Linked DNA regions of Mus musculus: regions 1 and 2 are each linked to region 3. A link is a contact called in ENCODE Hi-C or POLR2A ChIA-PET data. All regions are on one chromosome and are shown on one strand. Each heading gives the region's core, a stretch centred on a gene start or an enhancer-like site at or near the end of the contact. The rest is flanking DNA. Distances are from core to core; before and after follow the strand shown.

Region 1 (2,700 bases), core at 162-2,661, 210 kb before region 3:
GAGATGAAAAGCAGACACAGTTCCTGTTGGGCCTCATAGTTGTCTCCCACTTTCCTCCTTGGGTCTAGTGTATCACTGCTCTTAGCCACATGCAGCTTTGCTTCCAAACTGCTGGTCTATCTGCCATGTGGAGGCTGATGCTATATCCAACATGAGGTAGAGAGACAGGGCCTGAACCAGCTTCCTGCATCCCTACAACTGTGGAAAGTCTGACTGGACCACCAGATTCATATGGGTCCTACTATCCGGTCAAATTTTAATAGATAACCCAGATAACTAGTTGCTGAAATTTGTACCCAGCAAGTATGTGTTTTTTTTTTCCCCAACAAGAACCAAGAACTGTCACATATACATCTTTGCACCCTACTTTGTCACTTCATATTTCTTGAAGATTTCACTTTGCATATGAATATACATAGACTTCCTTTGTTCATATCTTAGTTTCAAAGTATTCAGTCAAATGGCCAAGTAATAATTAACTAATGATTGAAACTGAGCAAACTCCTGTGTGTGTGTCTATTATATCAAATGGTGAGGATCTTGGCAGAAAGGTCTTGTTTTCCCCTATTCCTTAGGACCTACAAACCTTCTCTATTCCTTATATGCTAGAACATGTACTAGTGTTGTGGGGTATTCACCAGAAAAGACTACTCAGATATGGGTTTAAGCTAAGAAATGGCAGCTGGTTACTGCACTGGGTGTTCAATACCCCAGGACAACCTGAGTCTTTCTCAGGGTGAGCTTTTAAGCACACAAAAAAACATGTTCTGGGTTGACATACTTCAGTTAACAAGAACTGTCAGCCATAAACAGAACTACAGAAGCTAAAAAGCAAGGTTAGTACATTTTGAGACTTCCCCAGAAAGATATGGACTTTGATGGATTAGGCCTTTGTTTTAGTTTTGGTGGGCGTGACACTAAAATCAGCCTCATGTCTCTTCAGTTCAGCAACTCCTTAGCTCTCTTTCCATTTTCCTGAACCATCTGCCCTGCACAGGTAGCTCCTATTTCATCACTGGGTCTCCAACACTGGGGACACTGTAACTGATCATTTCCATCCACATTAGAGATTGTACCCAGTGGACTCAGAAGACCCTAGACTATACCCTGCCTGATACATGGCTGACTGACTAGCGTGTTCCAGAGGGGGACACTCTGGAAAGACCAAGTGACTCTCCCTCCTTTAGCTCTGTTTATAGGAGCGGGGTGGGATGAGGGGGGGGGACACCACTGCATTATCAGTTCTTGGCCCAATATGGTGCGCTCCAGCTTCTGCACAGCCTTCAAAGATGGCAGCCCCCATCTAGAAACGGCCATATTTAAGCCCCAGATGCCAGGCTAGGGCCTGACGCGACCGGAACGTGACGCAAGGTGGAGGTGGGGCTCCTCCCTCCAACCCTGGCGTCGGGCGTCTCGTGACAGACACTTCCGCTCGGGGCGGCGGCGGTGGCGGAAGTGGAAGCAAGGCCGGAGCTTTGACCATAAAGCCCAAGGCGGCGGCGTTGGCGGCGGTGTTTGGGGCCGGGCAGCTCCGAGGAGCCTGCTGGAGCCGGAATCGGACGTCTCTGTTGCGGCCTGCGTTGTGTCTCCTCCTCCGTTGACCCTGCGGTGAGCAGCGGGCCCCGGCCGCCCTTCCCCCGCCGCCGCTTGGGCCTCCGGGCCTGGCGTCCTCGGCGAGCCGAGCGCCGAGCTGGGCCGGGCCAGGCGGGGCGGCGCCCGGCGGGCGGAGGGCGATCGGCGATCGGTGGGTGGCGGGTACGGGATCCTCGGGCTGGGCGCGTCCCCACCGGCAACCTGCTGGGTGGGAAGAGCTACCGGCCGGCCGGCCACCGAGGCAGTGCTGCCAGGCGCGTCACATGCCCCGGCCCGCCGCCGGCACTGGGAGACAGGAGCTTTCAGGGTCCTGCAGGGTAAATCCCGTTTCCGAAGTTCCGGGAAGAAGGACCTCCCGAGTGCCTTTCAAATGGCCTGATGTCCTCCTGGCTCATAATCGTGCCGATGTTGAGAGTAAGGTTGTGAAGATTTGAGATTTCTCGGCTGCTGGGCTGCGTGGCAAGACCGCACAAATTGCCCTGTTCTCCCAACAGCCCCTCCGAAGCACCGAGGCAGTGCCTACTTACAGAGAAAGCGAAGAACAGAGAGGCTAAGGCACTCGACCAAGGTCACACCGCTGATAAATTTCAGAGTGAGAGGTTGAAACATAGGCAGCTAGACTACTTAGCACTTACTGGCCTCTGGCCTCTTGTACTTTAGATGCCCCCAAAGCCTGCCACCTGTTATCTGCCATCAGCACCCCCCTCCACCTCCTGTCTAGTGATGTCATTTGAGAGCCTCTTAGTCCTACCTTAAAGCCATGTTGTATTTGTACTTGTGACTTACAAGGCATATTACAAGGCATATAAGGTAGTGTAGTGTCATCAAACCAGAAGATCTTGAATTCTGGCAAGGTATGTATTGGATTTGAATAGGTTTCTTAGCCAGCTCTTTTCCTTGAGTCAGGTCTGGCATGCCTACTGTGTGCACCTTTCTACAAGAATTTCTACAACAACCTAACCTGTTGACTCTTCACCGTTGAAAATCTTGTGTTTTTGGTTTTCCAAAGAATAAACTCTTGTCTCTTTCTTGTGACTTCAGCAACTGATACCCACATGATTGAGTTAATAAAATCTCTTGTTGGCATATTTCTCTTCGATCTTGGTA
Region 2 (2,700 bases), core at 165-2,664, 250 kb before region 3:
CTCTGAGCCATGTAGAGGGACCCAACTTGTATGCAATTCCCACCAGGACAGCAGCAGGGTGGTAAGCCTCTGCTGTGATCTGATTATACTATGACTTCATTAAGTCATGACTGATTTTCACAAAACAGGACTGAGCATCCAATGAAGTCATGAATGTCTTTCCAGAAATATTTGAGGAAAGCCATGCTGAGCATGAACAAGGCTTCAATGTAAAGGGGACAGGAGTCACTTCAGTGACTATTATAAGTCCAGCTTTATAGCTCCATACAGTTAAAAAGAATGTGGTGTGCTTAGTCTCCTAGTAAATTGGGTAATCACTTAATGAATATAGTTAATGAGAACAGTAATAAAAATTAACCTGTGTGGATATTCCCTCTATTCCCAAAGCCAGCGATTTCTTTCCTTGAAAGGTATAAAAGTGTATTCAATGAAAAGTACAGAAGGCTAAATGCTGAAGTGTTCCAATGAGAGACGGTGGGGAGGAACAGACCTGGGCTTCACCTTTCTGTACAGCATAAGGGGCTGACTCTTCAATTAGTCTGAACATTAAGAAAGCGTTAAGCAGCAGCTTTCAGAGGAGTGTTACATTAACCGGGTGCGAGGAATGACAAACTTTAATACCAGAAACCTGCTGTATTTCTGAACGCTGCTGTCTGGAGAGAACAGACTACACCAGTCAATTGCATTCAGGAAATAAATTGTCTTAACTCACTGATAGTCCTCCACTAGACGAGCAAGTCCAGGGGACAGAAAAGAAGCTGGGTACCCGAAGTACCGCACCCGGCCACAGCCAAGATCCTCTTGGGGTGCGGAAGGAGGTCGCCAGGGGACCAAGGGGTCGCCTTGGGCTCCAGAGCAGCCACGTGGGCGGTGCCCCACGCTCGGAAGCTTGTGCTGACGTGTCCGAGAGGACACGCGGACAAGAGAGACGGCGGACCCCAACCTCTCCGCTGTCCCCCTCCAACACCTGCCTTTCAGACAACCAGACACCTGGAGGATCCCTAACGCCCTCAACCTCCCCGCCCCTCCCCAGGGATCCCCGATCGCCTCAGGCATCCCGCGTGAGGTTCGCCGGCTCCTCCCTCCGCTCACCTGCACGCCTAGGTGCGCAAGCCGCGACTCCAGTTCTGGCTCCAGGGCCAGAACGAAAGAGCTGGCTCGTGATGTGGAGCCGCCGCCCGGGTGTACCAGGACCACCTCAGCCGTCACCTTGGCTAGGTGGCTGCTCAGGTCCACCGTGCGCTTCACGTCCTCGTTGACCAGCGGCGGAGCCTCCGAGGAGGCGCTGCCGGGCGTCGGGGCCAAGGCCCCGAGACATAGCAGCAGCAGCAACAGCAAGGCGACCGGCGACTCCATGACCGCGAGCTGAGCGCCACCGACACGCGCCCCGCCCCCCCGCCACGGCGCAACCGCTGATTGGCCAACAGCACCACAAGATGGCTGGGCCCGGTCAGAAAGGACCCCGTCTCCAGGGCAACCGGGCGATCGTGGGGCGCCTGATTGAAAATCTTAAAGTGCAGGCGTACTTCTTGGGGCGCTTAATAGCCGTATTCACCCCTGATTTCCTTATATCCTGTCTGTTTCCTTCATGCTTATGCAAAATAACTCTGGCCTCTCAGCTCAAAAACAGTATACTATAGCTTAGTCTAAGGAACTAACTTTGCCTTCTCTATAGTGATACGAATGCTAAGTGGGCAAAAGTTTAAAGGAAAATGGGAAATTTCCAGAAACTCAAGTCTCTCCTCTAATATTTAGTTCAACCATTAATGTGAGTGATGGCAGAAACCTTAAGCAACTAACCAAGGTTGATGATATTAACCTCAGATACCTGTTGACATTTATCACAGTTGTAGGAGTCCAAGGCGAAGTCACTGGCAGGACTAGCTGTCTGGTGAGGGCTGCTATTTACTACCAAGGTGGCACTTTGACATTGCATGCCTTCTAAGGAAGGCATTGCATATCGTCATATGACAGAAAGGCAGGAAAGGGTCTCTCTGAGGCAAGCCCTTTTACAAAGGCATCTTGCAGATGGATTCCTCTAGTGCTATCATCTCCCAAAGTCACACTGAAGAATTAATGACCAAAAACAATGAACTTCAAGTGAGCAGAGAAACTGTAGTCAGTGTACTGATACACCTGACAAGAAAGCCAGCTTAGTGACGAAAACATCCAATGGCATTTTTTGGGCCTTGAAACCATATATATATATATATATATATATATATATATATATACATATATACATATATATATGTATGTATATATGTATATATATATATATGAAAAAATCTACAGATAAAACTTTGCTCCCCTAAAGTTCCCTTTTTTCAACCCTATAAAATCTCCAAGCCCCCTGCACAATGGTTGTGTACAGTCTCCACTCCCCAAATGAGAATGCGTCCCAATGTTGTTGCTTGAAGGATGTAATTCGAAGGTAAATTTTGGGAGGAGATGGAAATATTCAAACATTGATACCAGCCAATGAGAAGAGAGAATGGAGGGCTGGCCATGCTCCTCCCTACAAAGCAGAAGTCAGGAAATTAGCACCTGCAGGCCAACAATCTATCTGTGTCTATAAAGTTTTATTGGAACATAGCTACGTTCATTTGTCCGTAGCTTATGATTGCTTTCACAGTACAACAGTAACAGTAGTGTAGTTGCAAACCAGACTATATGGCCCAGAAAACAAAACTACTTACT
Region 3 (2,700 bases), core at 49-2,548:
AATAAGGGACTCTAATTTGGTCTTATATGCACGGTGGTAACATTCTTGCATGGACTATGACAGGGTACTCTCCTTAGTGTTGACTCAGTGGGAGAGCCCACCACCATTTCCAGAATCCATCTCTGCTAAGTGACTCACGTAGTCTCTAACTTCCCACTTGCTCCAGGTAGCTTTTTCTTCTCTGGACCTTACTCCGTATTTCATTTTCTTCTCATTACGTTTTTGTTTTTCGAGTCGTTTCGTGTGGCTATCCTGGAACTTAACTTTGTAGACTAGCTTCAAACTTCAAAGATATGCCTGCCTTCTGAGTCTTGGGATCCAAGCTGCCTTTTTCTTTAGTTTTTGAGGCAAGTTCTCACTATGCACCCCCGGCTCGCCTGGATTTCCTCTCTATGAAGACCAGGGTGTCCACCAGTTCACAGAAACTGGCCTCTTTTGCCATCAAAATGCTGGGATTGAAGGCATTAGCCAACAAGCCTGGCCTTATCTCTGTATTTTATTTTAATTAATTAATTAATTTGTTTTTTCGAGACAGGGTTTCTCTGTGTAGCCCTGGCTGTCCTGGAACTCACTTTGTAGACCAGGCTGGCCTCGAACTCAGAAATCCGCCTGCCACTGCCTCCTGAGTGCTAGGATTAAAGGCGTTCGCCACCACCGCATCTCTGTATTTTAAAAGATGTGGTCTCTGCCTTCTGGGAATGTGTGGAGAGAGAGCTGATTCCTTGGCTTAAATGTTTCTTTCACGATCACATCTGTCAGTTTCATGGAAACAGCCACCTTTAATAAAGAATAATGATAATTATACACGTTTCTTAAAAGGAGGACGATCATAGTCTCAGTCACTGTTCAGCTCCAGGTAAATGGCAGGCAGCGGTGAAGAAGCCTCCCAGGAAGACAGGTTCGCCCCAATGGCTATGGTTTGCCCCAGTGCCTGCGCCTGGCGGGTCCAGGCAGGTGACAGAACTCCACGCAGGGTCCCTAGGGGCTATGAACACTCAGTGCATTCAGAGAGGTGCAGTCATTTTCAAAAAGGTCATCTGCTGTCATAGAAGACTCAGGAAGGGCAGAGGCAGGCGAATCTTTGACCGCAGTTACCAGCAGAACGAAACCAAACGACAAATGACGCACACATTCCTGCCGCGCAAGCGTAGTCTTGCTGACTTAGGCGCGGGATGACGCACTGGACACGCGTCGGCGGGAAGCCGCCTACCGAAGCTCCACTGCAATTCTCTCCCCTCCCTCGTCCTCCCTCCCTCGCTTCCGGTCCTTAATTTCCGGTCCTTTCCATTTAGTCTTCCGACAAAAAGACCAGACTGTCCGCTGTTTTCCGTTCCCGCGTCTGCCTGCCTTGTTCCGGGCGCCTGAGCACGTTGCGTTGCAGAGCGGCGCCAGGGCGCCCTCGCCGGCACCATGGTGAGTGCGTTGGGGAAGGGATGGGGCTCACGGGGGACCCGAGGTCTGGGCCAGTGTGCGGCCTCGGGCTCCCTGGCCTATGCCGGGATTCTTTTCCCACCTGGCGTAGCTGTAAGAAATGGCAAGAAAACTGAGTTTGGGAGCTGTATTGCGTCTTGGTGGTTCAGTCTGGGTGAAGCACATTATGCGTAGAGACTGAACGGCCCGGGCGTTCTCAGGTTCCACGGATAGGACCTTTTAAAGGGCAGGGTCTCCACGCCTTTGCTTGCCTGAAACCGAGGACAGAATCTGACATTCTCTAGACGTGTGTGACATAACCGTGAGTGAATGAATAGGATGGGCTGATCTGTTGAGAGGTTGTGATTCTCGGTTTCATTCACTCAAGAAGCGTTTAATATGGAAGTATGAGATCAGACACAGTGTTGGTTCAAAGAGGCGCAGTTACTGTAGTAATTTCAAAGTAAAGTGTCCGTGGACCTCGAGAGATGGCCCAGTGATCAAAAACCACTTCACTTTGGTTCCCAGCACCCACATGGTTGCTTACAATCATCCAAAACTCTAGTTTTAGGGGATCCAACACCCACTTGTTAAGTGACACTAGACACTCATGTGGTGCACTTACATGCATACATGCAAAGCACTCATACACATACAAAAAATATTAAAAAATTAAAGGTAAAAATCCCCTTAAAAGTATACGGAGTGGCTTTCATACTTCTGAGATTTATTGATGTCTTTGAAATCTGTATAGTCTTATCTACAAAACCAGCCCATTTTGGTAGATATTTATCTATATGCATATACCAAATTATGTTTAAGGATCAGGTGTAAGTATATGCATAACCACGTGCAAAATATGGACACATTCAAATATATAGGCCTTCTTGTCAGTCTGTGCTTTATAATACTAAGTAGAAAAAAAACATTAATACACTTTGGGCGGGGTGGTATTTACACATACATAGGGGCAAACAGATACATACTCCTGTTAAATAAAACAGATGCATAAACATTTAAGGAAGCCATGGAATGCTTACAGAGGATGTTTTGGACACTACAGACTGTTGAGAACAGAAACCTAAAAAGGAGAGGAAACAGTGGTCTTGAACAGCTACTTCTGAAGGAGGGTGTGTCCTGTATTGATGTCATGTTCATATATCCACCTTCCACTGGCCAGGTTCCTTTCAGAGTTGATTGGAAGGGGCAATCTGAAGGGCAAGTTAAATTAAACTCATCTTGCTGACTCTCTAGACTGTGTGTCTGTTTCTGCTTGACTTCATGCGTTTA

Evidence for each region. Hi-C counts contacts between places; a loop is a spot of excess contacts on that map. ChIA-PET counts read pairs that join two places held with the same protein, here RNA polymerase II (POLR2A).
Region 1: POLR2A ChIA-PET joins it to region 3 with 18 read pairs in embryonic stem cell. The contact joins the promoter of Rab7 here to the promoter of Isy1 in region 3. POLR2A ChIA-PET finds 5 or more read pairs at or near these places in 4 of 5 experiments (Patski and embryonic stem cell).
Region 2: a map of left cerebral cortex shows a loop between it and region 3 (2.3-fold over the local background). The contact joins the promoter of Rpn1 here to the promoter of Isy1 in region 3. A Hi-C loop is called at or near these places in 1 of 37 maps with a recorded cell type or tissue (left cerebral cortex). POLR2A ChIA-PET finds 5 or more read pairs at or near these places in 3 of 5 experiments (Patski and embryonic stem cell).

The regions. Positions count from the first base shown.
Region 1 is chr6:88,043,981-88,046,680 of GRCm38, reverse strand. Rab7 (RAB7, member RAS oncogene family) reads left to right here and starts at 1,411. Exons shown (of 6, transcript NM_009005.3): 1 at 1,411-1,608.
Region 2 is chr6:88,083,187-88,085,886 of GRCm38, reverse strand. Rpn1 (ribophorin I) reads right to left here and starts at 1,414. Exons shown (of 10, transcript NM_133933.4): 1 at 1,093-1,414. The coding sequence starts at 1,356.
Region 3 is chr6:87,837,357-87,840,056 of GRCm38, reverse strand. It overlaps Isy1 (ISY1 splicing factor homolog), which reads left to right and starts at 1,298. Exons shown (of 11, transcript NM_133934.4): 1 at 1,298-1,413. The coding sequence starts at 1,411.